Linked DNA regions of Homo sapiens: all the other regions are linked to region 1. The links are chromatin contacts, found by Hi-C or POLR2A ChIA-PET in ENCODE. All regions are on one chromosome and are shown on one strand. Each heading gives the region's core, a stretch centred on a gene start or an enhancer-like site at or near the end of the contact. The rest is flanking DNA. Distances are from core to core; before and after follow the strand shown.

Region 1 (2,991 bases), core at 170-2,669:
ACAGAGCACTCAGATGTCCGTGCAGGGATCTCTCTATTCTCCACACAACACAGCACCATGCCCTGTTCAGATGCACTAATTATTTGAATGAATAAATGATGTTCCACCCCCACACCCCGGTCTTCTAGCCAATGTAGAGAGAAAGAAAAGAGATACATGTTGAACTGTTTGCACACAAAAGTGACGGGATATGGCACTAATTCTTCATACAGCCTCAAAGGTCACATCTTTTTTTTTTTTTTTTTTTAAGTTTCATTCTTGTCGCCCAGGCTGGAGTTCAATGACACGATCTCGGCTTACTGCAACATCCGCCTCCCGGGTTCAAGTGATTCTCCTGCCTCAGCCTCCCGAAGTAGCTAGGATTATATGCGCCCGCCACCACGCCCAGCTAATTTTTTTGCATTTTTAGTTGAGACGGGGTTTCACCATGTTGGCCAGGCTGGTTTTGAACTCCTGACCGCAGGTGATCCACCCGCCTTGGCCTCCCAAAGTGCTGGGATTACAGGCGTGAGCCACCACGCCCGGCCTAAAGGCCACATCTTAAAACCATACTCTGTAAAATCCTGACCCAGCTTCAGAGCTACGCCACTGCGTTGTTTCCTTTTGAAGCTGAATTCCACTGAACCTATACTTGAACCTTATCTAGAGGACTACAGCGTGTAATTGGGACAATCCCCTTTCTCATTCCTAAGAGGTGATGTGGCCGGGCGGACCTCCAGATTTCCAGCAACTATGACTGGCACTCTCCCCGCGACCAGCAAGTGCCACCTTGTCCTTTGCCTAACGTTGTACAGTTTACGAAATCAACGAACCAACACGTTGATTTCATCTTCCCTGCAAACTGGGGAGACAAGACAAAAATGCTCACCTCCCTAAAAAAACAGATTAGAGGGGAGATGGGGAAGAGAAGAGGCGTGGCTACGAGCTGTGGCGGGGAAGGCGGGTGGAATCCCGGAGCCCGAGCTGGAAACCGTTCCCCGCTCAGCCATGACCCGGGCTGTTTATTCGCATCAGGAGGCGCGGGTGGCTCGCAGAGGGCGAGAAGACCCTTCCCGCTTTCACACTGCAGGCAGCTAAGTCGCCGAGAAAGGCAGCAACTTGACGCCCGACCCCGCCACCCAAACCCGCTCGCTCTGCGACCCCAGAGCAGCCGGCGCCAACCCGTCCCCTTCGCGACTCCGCCGGAAGTCCCGCCTGCACCGCCGCCGCGCCCCATTGGGCCGGGTGCTGGGGCATCCCGGGCGCTGGGTGCCCCGAGCGGCTACGACGAGTCCCAGGTGGGGCCGGGCTCCAGGCCCGCGGGGGAGCGGAGCCGTGCGCCGCAGGCGGGCTCCGTGACGCCGGGTGGGGAACGCCGGGCCGGTGGCGGGACTTCCGCCACGGGACTCGGAAGGGGCCGCGCCGCCGCTGCTGGGAGTTGTAGTCCGGCCGTGGTTGGGGGAGCCGCGGCTCATGCGCGGTGCACAGAGGCTTGTTTCACATCTGTAACAACAGGTGAATTGGGCTTTTTATTCTCCCCTTTCGTGCCCTCTTGAGGAGCCTGCCGCGGCCGGGGGTGGTCGTCGTGAGGAGGGGGCCCGGTCCGACCGCCAGCCTGGCGGAGAGTGGGGCGGAGACGCCGGCGGGCCCGAGGAGCAGGCCGGGCATCCTAGGCCTGCCCGGGAAGCCGGCCCGGCCGATCCGTGGGCAGCCAGGCCTCGGCCTGCCGTTGCCATGGAGCCCGGGCGGGGGCGGGGGCCAGACCGGTCCGCCGGGGCGGGCCTCGCAGCCAGGGGCTCCGCGGAGGCCGTGGGAGAGGCCGCTTCATTGGCGCAACGACGCCTTCGCCTCGGGATGCGCCGTTTCCCCAGGCAGGGCCTGGAGGAAGCCTCCTGAGTGCCCCGAGACCTTTGTCTACTTCTCCTCCTTCCCGGTGCTGCCCGGACCGTTCGTCCAGAGGGAGGCCCGGTGCCTTCTGGCCCCCCTAGTTTGCCCCCTTTTGCACCGACCTTGTCACTGGGGGAGGCCAAGGGGTGAGGTATTCTTTGTTTGCTGGTGGTAACTTGTCCCATTTAGCAGGGGAAGACCAAATGCATGTTGGGTCCTTTGTTTGCAGTGAACTGGAGTCCCAGGGGTCCTCAGAAACCCTAAGCCAGGGATATGGCATATCTAGTCGTTGTGTAGCAACATTGGTCACTTGAATTATGATTTTTCAAGGCAGAGGCTGTTTCACTTTACAACCCCACTCCATGAGGGTTTGCCATACACTAGCAGGTAGACTGCAGAAGGCCACTTACAGGCTTTCAACCTGGTTTTAGTTGCAGCTTATGGGCCAGAGTGAAATGAGACGTTGTCTGGTGATTTCCCTTGAAGTTTCTTGCAAGGTGGTAACCCCACTGTCATTGTGGGTTTTAACTACATCTTGTAATTTACACTTAAATCTTAGAGATTTAAGGCGATGTGCAGAAACTACATCCTTTGCTGCGTTTTCTACCGGTGTTGGCTCTTTATCCCTAAAAGATAGTTGCTCTTCAAGTGTTTTAATTTATGTAGCTGTGATACAAAGTTTTATTAGGGCCGGGAGCGGTGTCTCACGCCTGTAATCCCAGCACTTTGGGAGGCCGAGGCGGGTGGATCACCTGAGGTCAGAAGTTTGAGACCAGCCTGGCCAACATGGCTAGACCTCGTTTCTACTAAAAATACAAAAATTAGCCGGGCATGGTGGCGTGCGCCTGTAACCCTAGCTACTTGGGAGGCTGAGGCAAGAGAATTGCTTGAACCCAGGAGGCCGAGGTTGCAGTGAGCCAAGATCGCGCCATTTCACCCCAGCCTGGGCAACAAGAGCGAAACTCCTTCTCAAAACAAAACAAAACAAAAACCACACACAAGTTTTATTAGCTGTTGGACCTTTCTTGCCCCTTTCAGCCTTTGAAGATAACAGTATAATATGTCTCAAGGAATGAACCGTAGTACATTTAGGCAACAGCATAATATCCTGGAAATAAGAAAATT
Region 2 (2,991 bases), core at 351-2,850, 470 kb after region 1:
ATCTACAATTATACTAAAATTATCCTCTACCATAATCACATAATGCCATAAGCATTTGTTTCCACTGAGAGAACAGTCTTTATGACCTATACGGGAATGCTCTTTGTGACTTTTCCTTTGAGAAGAAAGGATGGATTGAGATAGGAGTCACTTAGTCTCGATGTCCCCCAATGTAGAATGCAGTACAGAATAGTATTGAAGAATGTGCATAGGAAGCCTTCATTTGAGTTTCCCCACTCATAAGTAGATATTTACTAGAGGAAGATTACATGCCAAGTTCTACCAGAAGTGAGGATTCATCAGTGGAGAAGACAGGCACAACTGACTTAAAGAAGGCTGGCTCTTGGTCCTCCAATCCAAGACCTGCTCTTCCCTGTTTTCCACAAGTCGGCAAATACAGTAATGTTACCATTTAGCTGCACTTTCCTAAGAAATATCAAAATTAAATTGCAACTGTTTCTAACCAGCTGAAGATAACAAACAACCATGAACTTTTTGTAATCCAGGAGGCCAGACCCTTTATCAGCCTAACTGAAGACCCTTGCCTAACTAATAAATAGAAGAATTTTTTTTTTTTTTTGAGACGGAGTCTCACTCTGTCGCCAGGCTGGAGTACAGTGGCATGATCTTGGCTCACTGCAACCTCTGCCTCCCGGGTTCAAGTGATTCTCCTGTCTCAGCCTCCCGAGTAGCTGGGACTACAGGCGCCCGTCACTCCACCCAGCTAATTTTTGTATTTTTAGTAGAGACAGGGTTTCACCATGTTGGGCAGTATGGTCTCAATCTCTTGACCTCGTGATCTGCCCGCCTCCGCCTCCCAAAGTGCTGGGATTACAGGCGTGAGCCACTGTGCCCAGCCCTTTGTATTATTCATATTCTTGCAACTTTTCTGTATATTTGAAATGATTTCCAAATCAAAAGTTTGAAGAGGTTGAATGAAAATATAGGTCCTGCACAGCACATCTTGGGGAGAAAGACTTTAATCATTGAGAATGATTAATGGGCCAGGTCTTATCATAAAACAAGAGCCCAGTCAGCCCTTCCTATGACTCTTCTGACTGGAAACTTTCTTTCTTCAGCAGAATCAAAGCCAGAAGTCCATACCTGCCCTTCTTGCCCTCTGGCCTTTGGCAGTCAGCAGTTCCTCAGCCAAGATGAGCTACACAATCATCCTATTCCAGGTTTCCATGCAGGAAATCAACTCCACCCAGGAAATCCCTGCCCAGAGGATCAGCCACAGTCACAACATCCTTCTGATAAAAATCACAGGGGGGCTGAAGCAGAAGATCAACGAGTGGAAGGAGGCGTCAGACCCTTGTTTTGGAGTACAAATGAAAGGGGGGCTTTAGTGGGTTTCTCTAGCCTGTTCCAGAGACCACCAATAAGCTCTTGGGGAGGCAACAGAATATTAGAGATACAGCTCAGTCCAGCCCAGAATGCAAGCTCTGAGGAAGTAGACAGAATTTCCAAGAGGGCAGAAACCCCAGGGTTTGGAGCAGTCACGTTTGGGGAGTGTGCACTAGCTTTTAACCAGAAGTCAAACCTGTTCAGACAGAAGGCAGTCACAGCAGAAAAATCTTCAGACAAAAGGCAGTCACAGGTGTGCAGGGAGTGTGGGCGAGGCTTTAGCAGGAAGTCACAGCTCATCATACACCAGAGGACACACACAGGAGAAAAGCCTTATGTCTGCGGAGAGTGTGGGCGAGGCTTTATAGTTGAGTCAGTCCTCCGCAACCACCTGAGTACACACTCCGGGGAGAAACCTTATGTGTGCAGCCATTGTGGGCGAGGCTTTAGCTGCAAGCCATACCTCATCAGACATCAGAGGACACACACAAGGGAGAAATCGTTTATGTGCACAGTGTGTGGGCGAGGCTTTCGTGAAAAGTCAGAGCTCATTAAGCACCAGAGAATTCACACGGGGGATAAGCCTTATGTGTGCAGAGATTGAGGCCGAGGCTTTGTAAGGAGATCATGTCTCAACACACACCAGAGGATACATTCAGATGAGAAGCCTTTTGTTTGCAGAGAGTGTGGGCGAGGCTTTCGTGCTAAATCAACTCTCCTCCTACACCAGTGGACACATTCAGAGGTGAAACCTCACGTGTGTGAGGAGTGTGGGCATGGATTTAGCCAGAAGTCGTCGCTCAAATCACATCGGAGAACACACTCAGGGGAGAAGCCTTATGTGTGTGGGGAATGTGGGCGGGGATTTAGCCGGAGGATAGTCCTCAATGGACACTGGAGGACACACACGGGAGAGAAGCCTTACACGTGCTTTGAGTGTGGGCGAAACTTTAGCCTCAAGTCCGCTCTTAGTGTACATCAGAGGATACACTCTGGGGAGAAGCCTTATGCATGCACGGAGTGTGGGCAAGGCTTTATCACGAAATCACAGCTCATCAGACACCAGAGGACACACACAGGAGAAAAGCCTTATGTCTGCGGAGAGTGTGGGCGAGGCTTTATAGCTCAGTCAACCCTCCACTACCACCGGAGTACACACTCCAAGGAAAAACCTTATGTGTGCAGCCAGTGTGGGCGAGGCTTTTGTGATAAATCAACTCTCCTCGCACACGAGCAGACACATTCAGGGGAGAAGCCTTATGTGTGTGGGGAATGTGGGCGGGGATTTGGCCGGAAGATACTCCTCAACAGACACTGGAGGACACACACAGGAGAGAAACCTTACGCATGCATCGAGTGTGGGCGAAACTTTAGCCACAAGTCCACTCTCAGCTTACATCAGAGGATACACTCGGGGGAGAAGCCTTATGCATGCGTGGAGTGTGGGCAAAGCTTTAGGAGAAAGTCACAGCTCATCATACACCAGAAGATACACTCGGGGAAAAGCTTTAGAGGTGCAAGGAGTGAGGATGTGATTTTAGCAACAAGTCAGCCATCAGCCACACCAGCGGAAATGCTTAGGGAGAAGCCTTGTTTGTAAGGTAATGTGGACAGAGCTGTACGTGGACATCATTACTTGTCACG
Region 3 (2,991 bases), core at 199-2,698, 440 kb after region 1:
AAAAAGAGTAATTGGGGAAGTTGTGCTTCAAAAGAGTAATTGGGGAAGTTGTGCGTCTTAGGGCCTCTGGAATAATGGCTGGTAATATTTAGAATTCCAGCCCTTCTCATCCTAATTTGGTGGCTGGTGGCCTTTCATTCATTTTACAAGAACAGTTTAGCCCTTGGGAAGGGCTATTATTTAAGCTATAAACTGAATTCCTTCCCAAGGCTACTTTGGCCTATGCCCAGAAGTGGACAAAGACAGTTTAGAGGTTGAAAGGAAGATGAGGTGGGTTAGATCTGATATCTTTTACTGTCATTGATAAGGCTCTGATGACTGGAGGAACACCAGGGTCCTTGGTCTCTGATAGGCTTAATAACACAGACACACGTGGAGTGGTTTTAAGGAGCGAAAAGTTTAATAGGCAAGAAAGAAGGAAGGAAGACGAAAACAGCTCCCCCATACAGAGACAGAGGGAGCGGGGATTCCAACAAAGAGAAAGCGCCGTGTGCGGAAAAGTGGCTGCTTATCTGAGGATGCTGGAGGAGGCGGTGTCTGGTTTCCATAGGGCTCAGGGGATTAGTTTGATCAGATGTGTCATTTATGTGGCAGCCAAAAACCTGGCCCTCCCACCCTAGCTTTTTAATATGCAAATGTAGGGCTCCATGAAGTTCTACACACGTGGGAATATGTGGGGGGTGGCCATGTTGCCAGGCACATGTCAGGGCAAAGAAAAGGACGGCGGGAATCGCCATGTTTGGGTGCGTCCAGTTTCTAATGGCCTGTATTTCCATATCAAAGCTTGCCATCCTGCTCTAGGAGCCCAGGCTTTCCTGCTAGACAAGAAACCTTTCTGGAGCTGCTTTAAAAGAAACAAAAACTTCCCAAGGACCCCTTTCCTTCTCTATCTGCTTAAAATAATTTCTTAATAACTCCTATAACATCATAATTTCCTTAGGTATAATTTTGCAAAGGCGGTTTCAAAAGCTCTTTGGGGTCCTCAGTAATTTTTAAGAGTGTAAAAGGATTTTAACAACAACAAGTTTGCGAACCACTGTCCTTGAGAAGCTCTCCATGGATGCGCATGAGTCTGTCCAATTGGAGTCCTGGTGTATTTCTACATTAGATACCACACAGCAGTGAACACACAATGAACAGGTCAACACGTGTCATTATAGAACTGCGCAAAAGAGCTAGTAGCAGGCATTGTAAGTGTATTTATATAATGTTTACAACCATGGAAAACAACACTATATTTTGCTTATGGGTACCTGTGGTAAGCACAACCCCAAATATTGCGGCCGAGGGGGACCTAGAAGGTCAAAGTGCGCCTCAGCATTTTCTCTCGCCCTGCACAAGCCGCATTTCGCCCCGAGAACTACGCTTCCCGGCAGGCTGCGCGCCGCGCGGTGACGCACTTCACCCAGTCCTGCTTCTTTCTTCTGGCGCCGCCAGTGGCCCGCGGTGCGCATTCTAATCCGTTTCACACACGGTGCTGCTACCTCGTTTGCTTCGTGCGTGCGTGCGCGCGCAGATGTGGGCCCCGCGGGAGCAGCTACTGGGCTGGACTGCGGAAGGTGAGTCGGGGCCGCGAGATCGCCTCCCCCATTCGGTGCTCCAGCCGCAGGCGCCGCGCAGGCGTCGGCCGTATCCACCAGGGATGCGCGTGGGGTGCGAGCTGTGTGAGGCGCTGACTACCCCTACAGCGGCTCTTACTCCCCTGGGGGGCCAGGTTCCTCCCTAGGTGTCCCGTACAGTCTCCACGGTGCTCACTCCACGACTCTTCACCGGGCATCCTGCACTTGTGCACTCCGGCAGTCATTGGCCATAAATGGCTGCTGAGCATTTGAGATGTGTGGAGTGCAACTGAAGAACAGCATTTTGTATTATTATATTATATCATATTTATTTTGAGACGGAGTCTCGCTCTGTCGCCCAGGCTGGAGTGCAGTGGCGCGATCTCCGTTCACTGCAATCTCCGTCTCCCGGGTTCAAGCAGTTCTCTGCCTCAGCCTGCCGAGCAGCTGGGATTACAGGCGCCCTCCACCACGCCTGGCTAATTTTTGTATTTTTAGTAGAGACGGGGATTTCACCATGTTGGCCAGGCTGGTTTTGAACTCCAGACCTCGTGATCCGCCCACCTCGGCCTCCCAAAGTGCTGGGATTACAGGCGTGAGCCACCGCGCCCGGAGTATATTATATTTTTATATTTTTTGAGTCGGTCCGGAGTGCAGTGGCGGGATCTAGGCTCACTGCAGCCTCCGCTTTCCCAGGCTCAAGTGATTCTCGTGCCTCAGCTTCCGGAGTAGCTGGGATTACAGGCGGCGCCTCACCACCCCGGCTGTTGTATTTTTAGTAGAGAGGGGATTTCGCCATATTTGCCAGGCTGGTCTCGAACTCCTGGCCTCAAGCAATCCACCCACCTTGGCCTCCCACAATGTTGGGATTACAGGTGTTAGCCACCCCACCCGGCCCAAAAGACTTTTTTTTTGGAGACAGAGTCTTGCTCTGTAGCCCAGGCTGGAGTGCAGTGGGCGATCTCTGCTCACTGCAACCTCTTTCTCCCAGGTTCCAGCGATTCTCCTGCCTCAGCCTACCAAGCGGCTGGAATTACAGGGACACGCCACCACGCCCGGCTATTTTTTTGTATTTTTAGTAGAGGCGGGGTTTCATCATGTTGGCCAGGCCGGTCTTGAACTCCTGACCCCAGATGATCCACCTGCCTCGGCCTCCCAAAGTGTTGGGATTACAGGTGGGAGCTACCACACCCGGCCCCAAATGACTTTGGATGTAACAACAGGAACAGTCTAGAACAGGGCTGGGCAAATTTTTTTCTGTTTGGTTTTTTTAGAAACAGGGTCTCCCTATGTTGCCCAGGCTGGTCTCCAACTCCTGGGCTCAAGGGATCCTCCCGCCTCGGTCTCCCAAAGTGCTAGGATTATAGGCGTGAGCCACTGCACCTGGTCTTGCAAACGTTTTCTTTTAAGGGCCAGGTGGTAAATGTTTCAG

Evidence for each region. A loop is a pair of places that touch in the nucleus more often than their neighbours do. ChIA-PET counts read pairs that join two places held with the same protein, here RNA polymerase II (POLR2A). Pooled maps may share reads with other maps.
Region 2: a loop to region 1 is called in a pooled map, with 9 times the contacts of the local background. The contact joins the enhancer-like site here to the promoter of DHX30 in region 1. A Hi-C loop is called at or near these places in 3 of 50 pooled maps. POLR2A ChIA-PET finds 5 or more read pairs at or near these places in 2 of 52 experiments (K562 and endothelial cell of umbilical vein).
Region 3: a loop to region 1 is called in a pooled map, with 9 times the contacts of the local background. The contact joins the promoter of ZNF589 here to the promoter of DHX30 in region 1. A Hi-C loop is called at or near these places in 1 of 37 single-sample maps with no recorded cell type and 7 of 50 pooled maps. POLR2A ChIA-PET finds 5 or more read pairs at or near these places in 2 of 52 experiments (K562 and activated T-cell).

The regions. Positions count from the first base shown.
Region 1 is chr3:47,801,719-47,804,709 of GRCh38, forward strand. DHX30 (DExH-box helicase 30) reads left to right here and starts at 1,420. Exons shown (of 22, transcript NM_138615.3): 1 at 1,420-1,494. RefSeq lists a silencer at 991-1,840 and an enhancer at 1,565-2,090.
Region 2 is chr3:48,266,836-48,269,826 of GRCh38, forward strand. ZNF589 (zinc finger protein 589) reads left to right here. Exons shown (of 4, transcript NM_016089.3): 4 at 1,080-2,991. The coding sequence ends at 1,951. Among named protein-coding and RNA genes, the nearest start is that of ZNF589, 27 kb to the left of the region's middle. Within about 2 kb of position 1,601, at least 11 of the 41 ENCODE cell types and tissues checked have a DNase peak (open chromatin) inside an H3K27ac peak, as active enhancers do.
Region 3 is chr3:48,239,656-48,242,646 of GRCh38, forward strand. ZNF589 (zinc finger protein 589) reads left to right here and starts at 1,449. Exons shown (of 4, transcript NM_016089.3): 1 at 1,449-1,559. The coding sequence starts at 1,517. RefSeq lists enhancers at 604-898, 1,216-2,133, 1,324-1,618.